Linked DNA regions of Homo sapiens: region 1 is linked to region 2. A link is a loop called in an ENCODE intact Hi-C map of the cell type or tissue named here. Cell type or tissue: chondrocyte. All regions are shown on one strand. Links, peaks and the distances in the headings refer to the core of each region. The heading gives the core; the rest is flanking DNA.

Region 1 (8,014 bases), core at 1,294-6,293, 530 kb after region 2:
GAGGGACAATTGCATGGACTTTTGTGAAGACTAGGGTTTGGCTGTTTAAACAAATAGTCCATAAAAATAGATTCCTCTACTTAGTCATGGAGTTATGTTTTTATTATTTTTAAGACTTTCTGATAGTTTTGATAACCCTTTCCCGGGGCACTACGAGACAAATGAAAAACATCTTTCTATACTCTATGCTGGAAGAAAAGTACACATAATAATGGCCATAATAATAATAGGTATCAAATCATTGTTTGCTACGTATGCCATAGGATGTGCTTCACAAAGAACAATATAAGAACAGCTAACGTGTATTAAGCATTATTATGTACAAGGCACCATTCAATATTTAGCTCTCACAATGCTATGGTATAATGTAAAAGCTATTGTTGTACCTATTGAATGAATGAGGAATTTGGGATGGATGGTGCCACATTTCAGTATAAACTCGTTGTATAAATCAAATATAATTTCTCTAAACCAGGCCTCAGCCCTGCAGGGGTTCCTTTTGCCCACTGGTGGCTCCTTTGGCTGGCCAGACCCAGTGTCGTCAAGAGGCAGCAGAGGCAGACCACAAATGCTGGTAACGTTGCACTCCAACTTTAGTGGAGAGGATTTTGATTGTTTAATGTCAACTCATGGGTCACAGTATTTTTTATCCCTGTTTCTTTTAATTATGGCAAAATACATATAGAATAACATAAAATTTACCATCTTAATCATTTAAGTATACAGTTACTAATGTTAAGTACATTCACATTGCTGTGCAACAAATCTCCAGAAATCTTGCAAAACTGAAACTCTACACTCATTAAATAATAACTCCCCATTCTCTCCTATCCCCAGCCCCTGGCAAACACTATTTTACTTTCTGTCTCTATAAATTTGACTACTCTTGGTACCTCATATAAGTGCAATCAGTTAATATTAGTCTTTTTCTGACTCACTCATTTCATGTGCTACAGTATTTTTCAAAACATAGACTATGTTAATGCAAAACATCAACTTTTGCTAATGCAAAACATCATTTTATAAGGAGGTTTTAAATATATACAGAAAGGAGCAATGGCAACTGATGACTTTGTGTTTCTAAAACCCAAATGTAAATTATTTTAACTTACTGGTTTTTTGCAGGTCTAATAATTTATCTAGAGCAAAAGAAGTTTTAAATCAATACATGCTACCTATGACTTAGCCAAAATACATATTAATAGTAGATATTTTAAATGTAGTTTATTATTATTGATAAGATAACAGATACATTTTGCATCATCAGGCTCTCAGATGTAAATTTATGAAGTCCACGCTATGTCACTAACAAATATATTGCAAGGCACTTCTACGTTTTCATTTAACTTAGTTTCTTTCCTTTTTTAAAAAATAGAATACTTGCCCTCTCCCTCTCCCTGTCCCTGTCCCTGTCCCTCTTTCCACGGTCTCCCTCTGAACTGTCCTGCTGCCATCTCGGCTCACTGCAACCTCCCTGCCTGATTCTCCTGCCTCAGCCTGCCGAGTGCCTGCGATTGCAGGCGCGCGCCGCCACGCCTGACGGGTTTTCGTATTTTTTTGGTGGAGACGGGGTTTCGCTGTGTTGGCCGGGCTGGTCTCCAGCTCCTAACCGCGAGTGATCCGCCAGCCTCGGCCTCCCGAGGTGCCGGGATTGCAGACGGAGTCTCGTTAACTCAGTGCTCAATGGTGCCCAGGCTGGAGTGCAGTGGCGTGATCTCGGCTACAACCTCCACCTCCCAGCCGCCTGCCTTGGCCCCCCAAAGTGCCGAGATTGCAGCCTCTGCCCGGCCGCTACCCCGTCTGGGAAGTGAGGTGCGTCTCTGTCTGGCCGCCCATCGTCTGGGATGTGAGGAGCCCCTCTGCCTGGCTGCCCAGTCTGGAAAGTGAGGAGCGTCTCTGCCCGGCCGCCATCCCACCTAGGAAGTGAGGAGCGTCTCTGCCCAGCCGCCCATCGTCTGAGATGTGGGGAGCGCCTCTGCCCCGCCGCCCCGTCTGGGAGGTGAGGAGCGTCTCTGCCCGGCTGCCCCGTCTGAGAAGTGAGGAGACCCTCCGCCTGGCAACCGCCCCATCTGAGAAGTGAGGAGCCCCTCCGCCCAGCTGCCACCCCGTCTGGGAACTGAGGAGCGTCTCCGCCCGGCAGCCACCCCGTCCGGAAGGGAGGTGGGGGGTCAGCCCCCCACCCGGCCAGCCACCCCGTCAGGGAGGTGAGGGGCGCCTCTGCCCGGCCGCCCCTACTGGGAAGTGAGGAGCCCCTCTGCCCCGCCAGCTGCCCCGTCCGGGAGGGAGGGGGGGGAGTCAGCCCCCGGCCGGCCAGCCGCCCCGTCTGGGAGGGAGGTGGGGGGGTCAGCCCCCCGCCAGGCGAGACGCCCCATCCGGGAGGGAGGTGGGGGGTCAGCCCCCTGCCCGGCCAGCCGCCCCGTCCGGGAGGTGAGTGGCGCCTCTGCCCGGCCACCCTTACTGGGAAGTGAGGAGCCCCTCTGCCCGGCCAGCCGCCCCATCCGGGAGGGAGGTGGGGGAGTCAGCCCCCCGCCCGGCCAGCCGCCCCGTCCGGGAGGGAGGTGGGGGGGTCAGCCCCCCGCCCGGCCAGCCACCCCGTCCAGGAGGGAGGTGGGAGGGTCAGCCCCCCGCCGGCCAGCCGCCCCGTCCGGGAGGTGAGGGGCGCCTCTGCCCGGCCGCCCCTACTGGGAACTGAGGAGCCCCTCTGCCCGGCCACCACCCCGTCTGGGAGGTGTACCCAACAGCTCATTGAGAAGGGGCCATGATGACATTGGCGGTTTTGTGGAATAGAAAAGGGGGAAAGGTGGGGAAAAGATTGAGAAATCGGATGGTTGCTGTGTCTGTGTAGAAAGAAGTAGACATGGGAGACTTTTCATTTTGTTCTGTACTAAGAAAAATTCTTCTGCCTTGGGATCCTGTTGATCTATGACCTTACCCCCAACCCTGTGCTCTCTGAAACATGTGCTGTGTCCACTCAGGGTTAAATGGATTAAGGGCGGTGCAAGATGTGCTTTGTTAAACAGATGCTTGAAGGCAGCATGCTCGTTAAGAGTCATCACCATTCCCTAATCTCAAGTACCCAGGGACACACACACTCTGCCTAGGAAAACCAGAGACCTTTGTTCACTTGTTTATCTGCTGACCTTCCCTCCACTATTGTCCTATGACCCTGCCAAATCCCCCTCTGCGAGAAACACCCAGAATGATCAATAAAAAAAAAATAAATTAAAAAAAAAATAGAATACTTTTATCAATTATAGACCCCACAAACCCAACTGAAATTAAATGTTATATTTATATTTGAAAGACAAGTAGTCAACAATACTTTGCACTTTAAAATTGCTCTTAAAATATAAATTGAGAGCACTAAAGTCAATAATTAGCCGGATGTCCTTGGAATCCACCAGATAATTTTATTCTTAAAAATTATTTTTCTTAATTTATAAATGGCATTAAGTAGATTGTGACTTCTTTTTTAAAAAGGCCTTGTAAGAATAAGTTTCAGTTTAAATTTCAAACTTAAATTTATTTTCAACAAAGCTCACATTTTCTGCTCTAAACTGTCCTTTCATGACCTCTGATGGTGAAAATGTAAACTGACATTACAAATACTATCAGAAATAATGCCACAAATTCCATTTACCTTATTATTGAAGAACTTTCTCCTTTTCATATTTATTTACCTTGAGAACATAATAGCATCAATTATTCAACAATATGGAAGTAATGTTGGACAATTTCATACTACTCCAAAGTGTTTTTTTAAAAGCCCTCTTATTCACAGCTTGTAAGTCTCTGATAATGTGTGCAATTTACATAGTAGAATGAACATTTTAGTGATATAGCAGCTTACTATGACTACCTGCTCTCAAATGTAAATTGAATAAATAATAGAGTTTAGATAAGTTGAAACAAATATTTTAATTTACAAAATCATTACTCTTCCTAAGTCTCGGTAGTTATGAGTAAGAAAGCAGACTTGCATATTAAAACCTCAATTCTTTATATTATTTTATTGTTTCAACTTAGTTAATAAGATTGTTCTCTAGGCCTGAGTTTCTTCCAAAAAGGCTTGCTCACAAGGAATTTATCTGGGAACATGGACCCGGAGAGCAGCTCTATGATTGGGGGAATAAAAACAGGGAAAATGAGAAAGCTGAAACAAGAATTCATTGTCAAATGACTGCAGCTATGGCTAACCTGTGCTGGATTCAAAGATCTTTTGAGAAGCCCTAATTAAATGCATGAAGAAAAGAGTATCATTTCTCCATGGGCTTCCACTCTCCATGAGTGAAGGTGGCTCCTGGGACTTTGACTACCACATAACCACTTGCAACTTGTGTATGTGTGGCATTTCAATGAACATTTCACACTTCAATGTCAGAAAAGTTCCAAGGAAGGGAGAAGCTCAGACCTTGGCTAAAAGTGAGGCAGTCTTCAGCTGCACCTGCAGGAAGCTGGTCAAAGTCTACAAGAATTGGTTGTTGAAACAAGGACTGCAGTAAGATATGGCACCAAGAAGATTTGAAGTGATGCTCACAGTGTTATCTGATGCAGTAGATCCTTTGCACTACTCAAATCTATCTTTTCACTTCCTTAAGTTCAATCTATCTCAGAGTCCCCTTTAAGGAGCTGGCCAGCCACAATCTCTGCAGGAGGGTTTCTGGAACTAGCTACAACCCCTGCTACAGCTGGTCCCCAGACTTTATTGAAAGGCATCATCTCTGTCTTCCATTACCAATGCTAGATTTCTCTTGCCCTTGGCCATCATCTCATCTGATTTAAGGTTTCTTGCCTGGCAGAGTAACCCAGACCTTTTTCTCAAGGCTTGCTTTTCCTTTATCACATCATAGATGCCATAACCACCCACTCACCATTATTACCTGGCATGAAAACACCAGCAGATGCATCAGTCAAGTCACTGGATAGTCCTCTCTGCCTCCAGTTACAATGGCTCTTTACATATGTAAGGATAGACTAGACTTTCAACTATATTAATTTTCTTTCGCCTGCTGATCCAGGAATGAGGAGTCCAATCACTGGAATGAAGAGCCCAAAGAGATAGTCAGCAAGAGATAGTCCATTTCTGTGGCACTCTTACCTGGCAGAAGTGCTCTGCCTCCTGGGAACCAGGACCTCTAATCCAGCAAAGCCTAAGATTTCAAACCTTACAAATAAGTCACCTGGGAGTAATGGTGAAAGAGACAAATTGTACTTCCAACCCTTGGTTCTTGAATCCATGTATTCTAGCTTAAAGGACACAGCACCATATATCAGCCACTGATATAATACATACATGTATCTCATCCTGTCCCAACCTGGAACTTCAGATGAGTCTTCCACAGGCTATTTTACCATAGATCATCAGCTTCCAGGTGATGAGGTATTTAGTAATCCCAGTGGATTCTATCATCATGCACCCATTGCTGAACCACCTTTGCCATAAAATGAGCTACTTGGGCAGAAACAATGTTGTGAGACATGCCATGTCAATAGGTAACACTTTCTGCAAGCCCTTAGTTGGTGGTGATGGTGGAGGCTTTACTGGCAGGGAGTGCAAATCCATTACTATAGTAGGTTTTAATTCCAGCAAGGATGAATTTTTGCCATCTCCATGGTGGAAAGGATCTAATAAAATTAATCTGATATGAAATGACTGGCTGGACTCTGACAATTTCATATTGAGGTTTCACCACCAGCCTCTACTACTGACAAGTTGGGCATTCAGCAGGGGGCAGTAGTTAGATCATCATTAGGGAGCTGTGCCCATTAATAGCCTCTTTTCCAGCTGTGGTGGCAAATTTGTTCACAAACCAAGTATCCAAGCAGTGAGATATGTAAAAGCGAAACAGAGTACAGCTCACACCCACAGAGAAACCTAACCTGTGTTATTTGTTGTCAAGTACCTCTTATTTAGAGTGCTCATTAGTGAGCATTAACATGAGGCATAGCAATGCTGTACTAGTCCATTTTCACGCTGCTGATAAAGACATACCCAAGACTGGGAAATTTTCAAAAGAAAAAGGTTTAATGGACTTACAGTTCCATGTGGCTGGGGAGGCCTCACAATCATGATGGAAAGTGAAAGGCGCATCTCACATGGTGGCAGGCAATAGAAGAGAGCTTGTGTAAGGAAACTCCTCTTTTTATAACCATCAGATCTCACAAAACTCATCCACCATCACGAAACTAGCACGGGAAAGACCTGCCCCATGATTCAACACCTCCCACCAGGTGCCCCCCACAACATGGCAGTTCAAAATGAGATTTGGGTGGGGACACAGCCAAACTATATCAAATGTGCATGCTATGTACCTACTTCCATAAATCCATCCATATGCCTCTTTCCCCAGATACACTTGTCTTTGATCTTTTGATCTTGTTTTTATCAAGGCCCCTGAACAAGAAGCAAAGCCATTTGTCACTACCCAGTAGTCTATGTATATGCTATAGATAATACCTCAGGCCATGTCTATCTCCATGTAAGTAACTGAAAATGTGCTCTGCTTAGAGCTCTTTGCACTGGTAGAATTTCTCTGTATTACATTTCTTTAGGGATACCTGTGAGTGTAGCAGTAGACTGACAACAGTCTATTTGTGGTTGGCATCAATAAATCACCCTTATTCATGTATGAACCAGGCCAGGGTATTTTCTCCTTCATTCGTTGGTCATAGGATATACCCATGAGGTAACAGGAAGAGGAATTCCTGTGTGAATCAGGAAGCAGCATAGTGTGAAAGGGGTAGTTATGGGAGTCTTGTTCATCCATTCAGGTAAAGTACATTACTTCTATGTTCTGTACCTGCTCAGGCCTTGTACCATTTCCACAACAGAGTGGATTTTCTGCTGTGCCTATTTGATGTTAGACTTGATAAAGTTGATAATTCTCAGTTCGATATGGCTCTAGTCACATAATCACTTTGCCATTTGATTTTTTCTTTTTTTTTCTTTTGGCTTTATATTTCTTTATTTCAGGAAAGTTTTCTTCTATTATACCCTTAAATGCTTTAAATATATATTTCTAAATTGTGATAAAAATACATAAAATTGCCATCTTATCCAGTTTTAAGTATACAGTTTAGTGCCACTAAGTACTTTTCATATTACATCTTTTACCACCATCCATTTCCAGAACCTTTTCATCTTCCCAGACTGAAACTTCATACCCATTTACCAATAATTCTGCATTCCTCCCTCCCCCAAGTCCCTGGCCACCACCATTCTACTTTTTGTCTCTATTAATTTGATGACTCTACGTACCCTATATAAGTGGAATCATATAATATTTATCTTTTTATGACTGATTTATTTAATGTAGCATAATATTTTCAAGGTTCATTCATGTTGTATGAATTTCCTTCCTTTTTTTCCACATTTTTAAAATTATACTGTAAGTTCTGGGATACATGTGCAGAATGTGCACATTTGTTACATAGGTATACACGTGCCATGGTGGTTTGCTGCACCCATGAACCTGTCATTTACATTAGGTATTTCTCCTAATGCTATCCCTCCCCTAGCGCCTAACCCCCAAAAGGAGCCAGTGTGGGATGTTCCCTTCCCTGTGCCCATGTGTTCTCATTATTCAACTCCCACTTATGAGTGAGAACATGTGGTGTTTGGTTTTCTGTTCCTGTGCTAGTTTGCTGAGAATGATGGTTTCCAGCTTCATCCATGTCCCTGCAAAGGACATGAACTCTTCCTTTTTTATGGCTGCCTAGTATTCCATGGTGTATATGTGCCACATTTTCTTTATCCAGTCTATCACTGATGGGCATTTGGGTTGGTTCCAAGTCTTTGCTATTGTGAATAGTGCCTCAATAAACATATGTGTGCATGTGTCTTTATAGTAGAATGATTTATAATCCTTTGGGTATATACCCAGTAATGGGAATGCCAGGTCAATGATATTTCTGGTTCTAGATCCTTTAGGAATCACCACACTGTCTTCCACAATGGTTGAACTAATTTACACTCCCACCAACAGTGTAAAAGCATTCCTATTTCTGAACATCC
Region 2 (8,014 bases), core at 934-5,933:
CTACAAATGCATGCCACCACAACCAGCTATTTTTTGAAAAAACAGAGACAGGGTCTCACTATGTAGCCCAGGCTGATCTCCAACTCCTGGGCTCAAGCAATCTTTCTGCCTCAGGCTCTCAAAGTGCTGGGATTACAGGTGAGAGCCACTGTGCCCAGCCATTGCCCTCTTTTTAAATCAAATTAGTGTATGTTATAAAGGGTCAGATTTTATTCACTCAAAACTACTTATTGAGCACAGTTGTGCAAAACATGGAGCTGGCTCTTTTGGAAACACTGATGTAGACACCTGTCCTGAACTCATGGGGCTTATGCCTAACAGAGAAGATAAGAAATAGTTTGCAATCACTATAATACAAGGTAGGAGTGCTATATCCCTTAAAAGAGGAAGACAGAAAATGCCATGGCAGTTAATTCAGAGAAAGATGAAGTCACTCTCAGCTATAAAGTGGATTCAGGACCATAAAATGTTGGTGCTATGTGTCACCACTGGGATCATCCTGTCTAAATACTTCAGGCAGAAGCTCAGCATGTTGAGTAGTTACTCAAATTCATAGAGCCAGTGACAGAGCCAACAAGCCTCGGGCACCCTCTTCTGACTCCAAGTCCTTGTCCTCCCTGCTATGTCATGTGGCTTCTTGGAAGTTTAGTCATGGGGCTGCATCAAGCTGAAACAAATTATCTGCTGTTCTAGATTTGGCCAATCAGTACATAAACATCATGAGGTTTCTGACCTTAGGAAGCTTACAATCTACTAGAATACATCAAACATGCACATATACTTCTCCATACTTTTCTAAGATACAGCTAACCTTGGGAAATATAATATAGGGTCTTAGATACACTGGATTGATAGTTAATCTATTATCAACCCACAAGTTTTTGCAGGAAGAGAAGGGTAAGAGTTTAGTGGATGCTTAGCAGGTGAAAGAAGGGAAGACAGAAGAGGAACAAAAACAGAAGACCTCTCTGGAGGCCAATTGCCTGGATAGTCTTAGGTGATAGATCCAGAACAGAGAGCTCATCTCCATAAAACCTGGCACCACTGCTGGGTCTTAGCAAGTACTCAGTTTAAAAGCACTACACAGGAAGTGGCAGGATGAGGAAGGATGGTGGGAAGAGAGTGTGACCTTTTTTAGGCTCCCCCAAATCCCCAGTACTGAATACTTTAAAAGAATATTGACTTTCTGTAGTGACATGCAAAACCTCCCACTCCAAAATAATATTCTTTACCTTCTTTTGGATATACTTACCTCCTTTTGGAACTAATTCATGCCATGACTTATCCCAATATTAAGGTGATTCAGCTAGCTGCCATCCCCACTGGTGACTAGGAGTGGGGCTGCTACAGAGAGCAGTCAGGGACTGGCCCACTCCTGTACTTGCTGATCTAAGACACATCTTACCAGCACTCACTGCTCTCTCCCAGAAACTGGCTCCACTCTTTAACCACTATAGACAAGCAGGGAGCGTGAGGGAGCTCAGAGATCTTGCTCATCTGTACTGACAGATCTTGGAGCTCAAATTTTAGCATTCTCCTTTGCTCTGAGGTCCAAAAGAAGAAGTACCCTTGAATGCTATGAAATTGTGAAAAAGGAGAAAGGAAACTAACATTTGTGGTACATTGATGACAATTAAAACAACAATAATAGCCTAACACTTATAAAAAGTTTCTGACATGTCAGGCTATAGAATAGTCTCTCTTTCAGCTAATAGGATAGATTTTCTCCATTTTAATAAAAATATGGGGTCTCAGAGAGAGAGTGAGAGAGAGAGAGAGATGAAGTGCCTTGCCAAGGGTTACAGCAGAGCAGGAAGTCGGCACTCAATCCAGGTCTGATTCCAAAATTCAGACAGCAAACTGCCTCTCTATTATAGAGAAGCAGCTTTAATCTATATGTAACAAAGTAAAAATAGCCCAGGAAGAACAGCTGTGTGTGTTGAGGTGAGGCAGGGACAGTTGGTTTCCCGAACAGAGCAGCATGTTAAACATACTATTGCTACTGCAGCAAATATCATATCGTCGTCATCATCATCATCATCATCATCATCATCACCACCTTAGGGAATATATTGCTTTCTGTAAGTAACTGATATGATTTCTTCTTGTCTTTTGATTGGGTAATGTTTTGCTTTTTACTTTTGCTGCTAGGAAGCTCTGAGACAAATTTAAAGTTCCTCTTTAACAACTATCTAGTATTTTCCATGCATATCAGAGTTCTTATTTTCTTCTAATCTTGACTCTGGATTGTGATTTCAGTTTTACCCGGTTTTAATCATTTACTCACCATTTACATATTTATTATATGTATTCTCCAGAGACTTCTCAAAACCTTAGTGGAATAAGGTAAGGTATGCATGACATTAAAAAGAAAGGTAATTTACCTGGGTAGGGCTTTCATCTGTAGCATCACACAGATTCTTTAATCCTTTGAATTCTATTGCTAAAAAAAATTCTGAAGAAAAATCAAGACACCATCTGGCTGCCTTTGGAAAGACAGAGGTACTTCGGGTCTTTGATCTGTTCTGCACATGGACTGGGAGAGGCAGAGAGGACCAAATCTCCCTGACACAGACAATCGTTTGCTTTATTAAACAAGTGTCTTGTATTACACACAGAGAGTATGCATTATGTGGATGCACACAAAAAATATGATGAAAAGTAGATACTAAGCATACTGAGTACTTTGGGTTTTGAATCATTAACATCACAGCTGTTTCTAATAATTTTTCCCTAAATGCAAGCTTATTTCCACAACATGTACTAATGTAACTGTAACTGCCCCAAAATGTTTCATTTTGTAAAAAATGAAGCCTTAGAAATAACTATGCAACTGAGAGTCCGTAAGCACTTTAGATCACCACCCTATATGCCTTTACTTTGCTTTTGTTTTTTTTTTGGTCAGCTATCATTCAAGATGGGGGCAGTTTGAAACAGTTGATTTACTGATAAACTTGTGAAATGTGCCCTTCTAAACAAAAAAAAAAGTGGGGGGGGCAAAAATAACTTCACTAATGAGAGAAGTCAAAGAAAGTTACAGGTGGAGTGTCCTGGGATTTTAAATGGAAATGCAATGGAGGAGTTGCTCATTCATCCACCACTACATGGAGCGATGATAACGGTAATGGGTCTTGGGAACTTGACTGGGAAATATCCCTTAGCTGGCCAGGGCTTGAGGATACTTGGCATTTTTGTTTGTCGGTTGGTTCGTTTGTTCCATTAAAATTCTGAGGTTTAGACAGAAATTCATAAAATAAAATCTGGGGTTATCTCACACTCAAGCGCAAAGAACATTTACGTTAATATTCCTTTCAGGTCCCTCCTCCTAATTACCTTTTATTTTTAATTGTTTCCCTCCATCCATGTGGTTGCTCGCTTTTCCAGATGGCTTCATATTTTTGTAAACGGTTGGGAGACTTAGTCTATCTCGTGGAGGTTCGGCGCACAGAGGCCAGTGCCTTCTTTAGGTCGCTTCTGAGCGACTCGAGACGGCCTCCCTCGAATCCGCAGCAAAGAGCAACAGACAGGGCTTCCCTTTCAGTCTGGGTTGCCATGGGGCACAGCTCCTGCTCCGGCCCAGAGTGCCAGAGTCTCCCAGGGCTGCTGCCTTCAGCCAGGTGGAGGGGTCAGCGCGGAGCCAGGTACAGAGCTCCTCCGAGCCTGAGACGGCGGGAGGTGCTGGGCTAGGCTGCGCCTCCCCAGGCAGGACGCCAGGCAGTGCGGCGGACGGTCCCCAGAGGGCGCCACGTGCCCCCGCCCGGTGCCCGGCGGCGCTCACCCGCCCGCAGCCCGGCGAGTCCAGCGGAACCTAATTGCCCATGAACCCCTTTCTGCGGGGTCTGGAGAGGGGGAGCAGGCCGGGGCCCGAAAACCCCCCATCCCACCCCTAAATCTGGGCGGACTGTGAACAGCCACACAGTGGGACAGTTAAGTGTCTCTGCCAAGCTCGGTCCTTCCCTCACCGGGATATATTATCCCGCCACCATCCGGCAGGCCGGCCGGGGATTATTATCCCCGTTGTAACGCAGAGGAAGTTATGGCCGGGACGCGGTCAGGGTCACGAAATAAAAACATGTGGACCCACGGCGCGAGCTGAGCTCTGCCGGCCTACCCCGCCCCCGAATCCTGTAGAGCCAGGCGAGGCCGAGGCCCTAGGCCCAAGGCCGGGGCGTATTCGGGTTTACGTCTGCGGGAGAAAGAGGTGGGTGGTGCGGCTGGCGAAGTCAGTGAGGGACCGGAGACAGCCGGGCCTGGAGAGAGCCGGGACCGGAGAGTCGGGGCGCGGGCGCCGCGGAGGCTCGGAGCCGCAAGGAGGCCCAGGCTCCCCGGGACGCGGCCACTGTACCTCCATAGCCAAAGCGGCGGGCGCCCAAGGCCAGAGCGCTACCGACGAGAAAGTCGGGGCCGCGCCGCCCGGGAACTAGAGCTCCTCGCGGGGACTTTTAAGTTTTCACTCACTAGGCTCTGAACCTATTTTTAAAAAGCAATTCTTTATTCAGATATGTAGAAGACTATGAATGACAGCTCCTTCTCCCCAACACCATTCCCGCCGGAGCTGCCCAGGTACTCCACACCTACCGCCTGAAGCGAATCTGCGGGCGCACGCACGCACGCCCGTCGCGCGCAGTCTCCGGGTTGGCCTCGCCTCATAGGCTGCCGGTGCAGTGCGGGAGCGCAGCCCGGGACACCGTTTGCGCGGTGGTGCGGTCTTATAGGTTCCAGGGTTTCTGAGGCTTTTGGTGAGCATTACGAGTTCCCCTTAGAGGAGTCAGGCGCCTTGCGGGGCTAGTGGCATGTGGTGGCTGTGGCTGCGCGCCCTTCTCGGCCGGCGCTCGGAGGCGCAGGCGCGGCGCGGACGCCCACACTAAGCTATAACCCTTGACGGGCTCTGAAACGCAGGCAGCTGAGAGGCGTTTTCGAGACAGCCGCCCCGGGAGATGATGTATTTATTCTTCGCACTTACTGTGCACTTAGCACCGAGAGGGCCGTACTTTGCACTTATCAACAGAAACCCGCGTTCCGCGCTCCCTGACTCCCCGTGGCCGCCGAGTGACGTGCTGCCGCCGCTGGCGCGGTTCTTGGGCCTGGGCTTTCCAACAGGTGGAGAGAGCTGGAAGCGACCGGTCGGACCAGCCCCGCTTAGCCTGACACCCACGCCTCGGGGGTTCGGGGGCGCGGCCGGCCAGGTCTTTCCAGGGAAGGGGGCGCGGGCTGGGCTGGAGCCGGGATTCCGGAGCGGGGGCTTACACTGGAAAGTGAATGCGCAGGCGGCCTCAGAACTCCAAGAAGCCGCGTTGTAGAGCTTCCCTAGGCGCCTTCTTTGATCTCTCTTAAAAAGGGTATCATTGTTAATCGCTGAGACGAATCTCCTTTTCTAGTGACTTAAGCAATCAGAGGGACTCGTCTGGGATCCAGATAAGTTGGGAATTGTTTCGCCTTCCTCAGTGCTTCCCACCCAAGTTTGCCTCCCAAGTCTTTTTTGATTTTACACACACACACACACACACACACACACACACACACCCCACTGGAGAATTCTCGATGATGAATTAATTAGGAGGTCGCTCCTGCGTGGGCTTGCCTTTCTCTCCCAACACGCCCTTTCCCCAGAAGACTCCGAACCCCTGGCGGAGTCCGATTCCTGCCCGGGCTCCCGCGGCGGAGCCCCGCTCTCGGACTGGGCGAACCCAGAGGCAGCTGAGTGCACCTCCGAGCGCTCAGCTTCCCGACGCCACCGCGACGCTGATTTATGGTCCAGTCGCTCGCTTGAACCCCAACGCTTTGGCTGGGTTAATTTTTGTCGATTGTTCCTCATCACACTCAGATAGTTTGTAGCTTGAGACGGATTTTATTTATCACCCTGCACATGTGAAATACAGTCAGACATAAAAATAACTGACTCTGGGACTCTGGCACAATATTGGAGCCGTCGGGGAATAATTTGGCTAAGCGATTTAGACGTTTCACCTTCTAAACAGAAATGCAACTCTCAGTCAAACTGTAAATCAGATTGTCTTCGGCAATGTAAAAAAAAAAAAAAAAGAAGAAAAGAAAAGAAAAAGCACCAAAACCAGAAAGAACGAAAACTAAATGAAAGAAAACGCAGATATTGTCCAAAACAATATGAGCTTCAGAAACCCAGACTGGATTTTAATTTCAGCTTTGGAACTTCATCGGAAATACGAATTCCTTAGTATTTTACCAGTGGGAACCGCCCCCAGGGATTTTAGGGTGTCCCCGGAAACTGGACTGACTTCTTTCTTTTTACTTTATTGAGAGTTTTGTTATTAAATAATATCAAGTAATAAATGCTACATAAAAAATTAATAATCCCGAACTAAGCTTACTCTCGGATGGAGTCAGGTTGGGGCCCCCTTACAAAGTTCTAATTATAAGTGGAAACAAGGGGACGGGGACGTGGAATGGCCTGGACAGGGCAGGACAGGAGCTCAAGAAGCAACAAAAACTTGGAAAATAAAAAAATTAGAAATTTCTGCAGCGCTCTCCTTGTTTCCACCTTTCCGAGGCAGATGGAAAAGAAGCTGATAAGTTTTTCTGCGCCTCATTCGTCTCCCACGTCTTTCTGGAAACCCATAATATGAAACGCTCGATTCCTCACTGTCTCACAGAGACCAAGTGATCCAAAGCCTGGCCAGGGGGAGCCCTGGGCAAAGCAGGAACTGGGAAAGAAGAGAAAACCAATACTGGCGACCACTCGATTGATCGCAAAGGGGAAATTCAAAACACAACCAAATAAAACTTCTGCCTGGGTAGGGAACATTTGCTGTAATTTTACATTATTCTCCCCTCAAATCCGTTTCATTCTTCTACAACAAAGTGGAGACCAATCTTGAGTGTTTCCCTATGCCTCCACGATGGAAATCTAAAGATGGTTTTCTTGAAGCGAACTCACAGCGAACTTACCTGTAGGCACCTGCCTACTTTCAGGGTATTTATTTGTTTGAACCCATTTTTGACCAAGACCATTTAGATAACTTGCTTCACAAATTTCTCCAAATAAACTGAAACAAGAGAGCTCTGACTCTTAAAATCTACAAAATTAAATGTAAATTTAAAGATAACAGGGTGCTACAGGTAGAAAATTAGAGTGATTTTTTTTTAATCACTTTGAAGGTGAAGGGAAGATGTTTTGGTAGTTGATAGTACTTGATATCCATTGATAATACTGAGTATGTAGTATTACATTATTATTGCAATCAAAATGTGGTTTCAAACGTGTTAAATGAAATAAATTGAATATTTTGATGGAAAATAAATCAGCAAGCACTTGGAATTTTTTCTCAAAAGCAAGTTTAATTGGTGTGTTTTTGACATTTGCATGGTCCAGATCTTAATCTGATGGTTTTTATATCATCCCCAAGCTGGCTTTCCTCAATTGATATCTCTGCTTCTTCGTATAGGGAATTCAATATACAGCACGCCCTGCTGACAGGTACCTCCCGTGTTGTGAGTAATTATTTGCCAATAGATGGCCTGATGTCCTTTTCAGTATAACAAGCTGAGAAATAAAAGAAAAATGTTTGCCACTCCACATATTTATTTTTATTTGTTAGGGTTTTTTTCTTGATTTTTAAAAATACAACAAGATAAGTTATTTATCTTAGAATCTCAAACCACAAATATCTCAAAAAACATATATTTCAAAAATTAAATCTACAGATGTAATACATACTGTGAACCCTATAAAATGCGTTTACAATTCTGACTTAAAGAAAGAAATTTATAACTTTCATATGTACCTTCCTTGTGCAATAGGCAACTGCCATATGTTTCCGACTTCCATAATTCAGTTTTCCTGGACATCTGTAGCAGGTAGTGAGTGCTTCTTAAAGTACATTTTATGTAATTTGAGAAGGAACCCGCACTGAAGACTAGAGGTGAACATTAAAAAGCACAAGACTTTCTAGAAATGCTAGTTATTCTAAATTTACATCACCTGTTATGCATGGCCTGCGATAGGTTTTTTTTTTTTCCATTCCCTTTTCTTCATGTG

Evidence for each region. A loop is a pair of places that touch in the nucleus more often than their neighbours do. Peaks named below come from ENCODE experiments on the same cell type or tissue, not always from the same donor. Only the 100,000 strongest peaks of a DNase experiment are listed, where the experiment ranks them.
Region 1: a loop joins it to region 2, with 4 times the contacts of the local background. A loop is called at or near these places in 3 of 110 quality-filtered maps.

Annotation. Positions count from the first base shown.
Region 1 is chr6:84,238,995-84,247,008 of GRCh38, reverse strand. No RefSeq gene overlaps it. Among named protein-coding and RNA genes, the nearest start is that of CEP162, 15 kb to the right of the region's middle. RefSeq lists enhancers at 1,318-2,310, 2,311-3,305. In chondrocyte, for the core only: a CTCF peak has its summit at 3,572; no DNase peak of the experiment used is centred there.
Region 2 is chr6:84,770,617-84,778,630 of GRCh38, reverse strand. It overlaps LOC124901494 (a long non-coding RNA gene), which reads right to left and starts at 4,825. Exons shown (of 2, transcript XR_007059927.1): 1 at 4,579-4,825. It overlaps LOC124901353 (a long non-coding RNA gene), which reads right to left. Exons shown (of 2, transcript XR_007059666.1): 2 at 7,541-8,014. RefSeq lists a silencer at 3,665-3,814 and an enhancer at 4,965-5,579. In chondrocyte, for the core only: a CTCF peak has its summit at 3,741 (motif pointing right); a DNase peak (open chromatin) is centred at 3,762.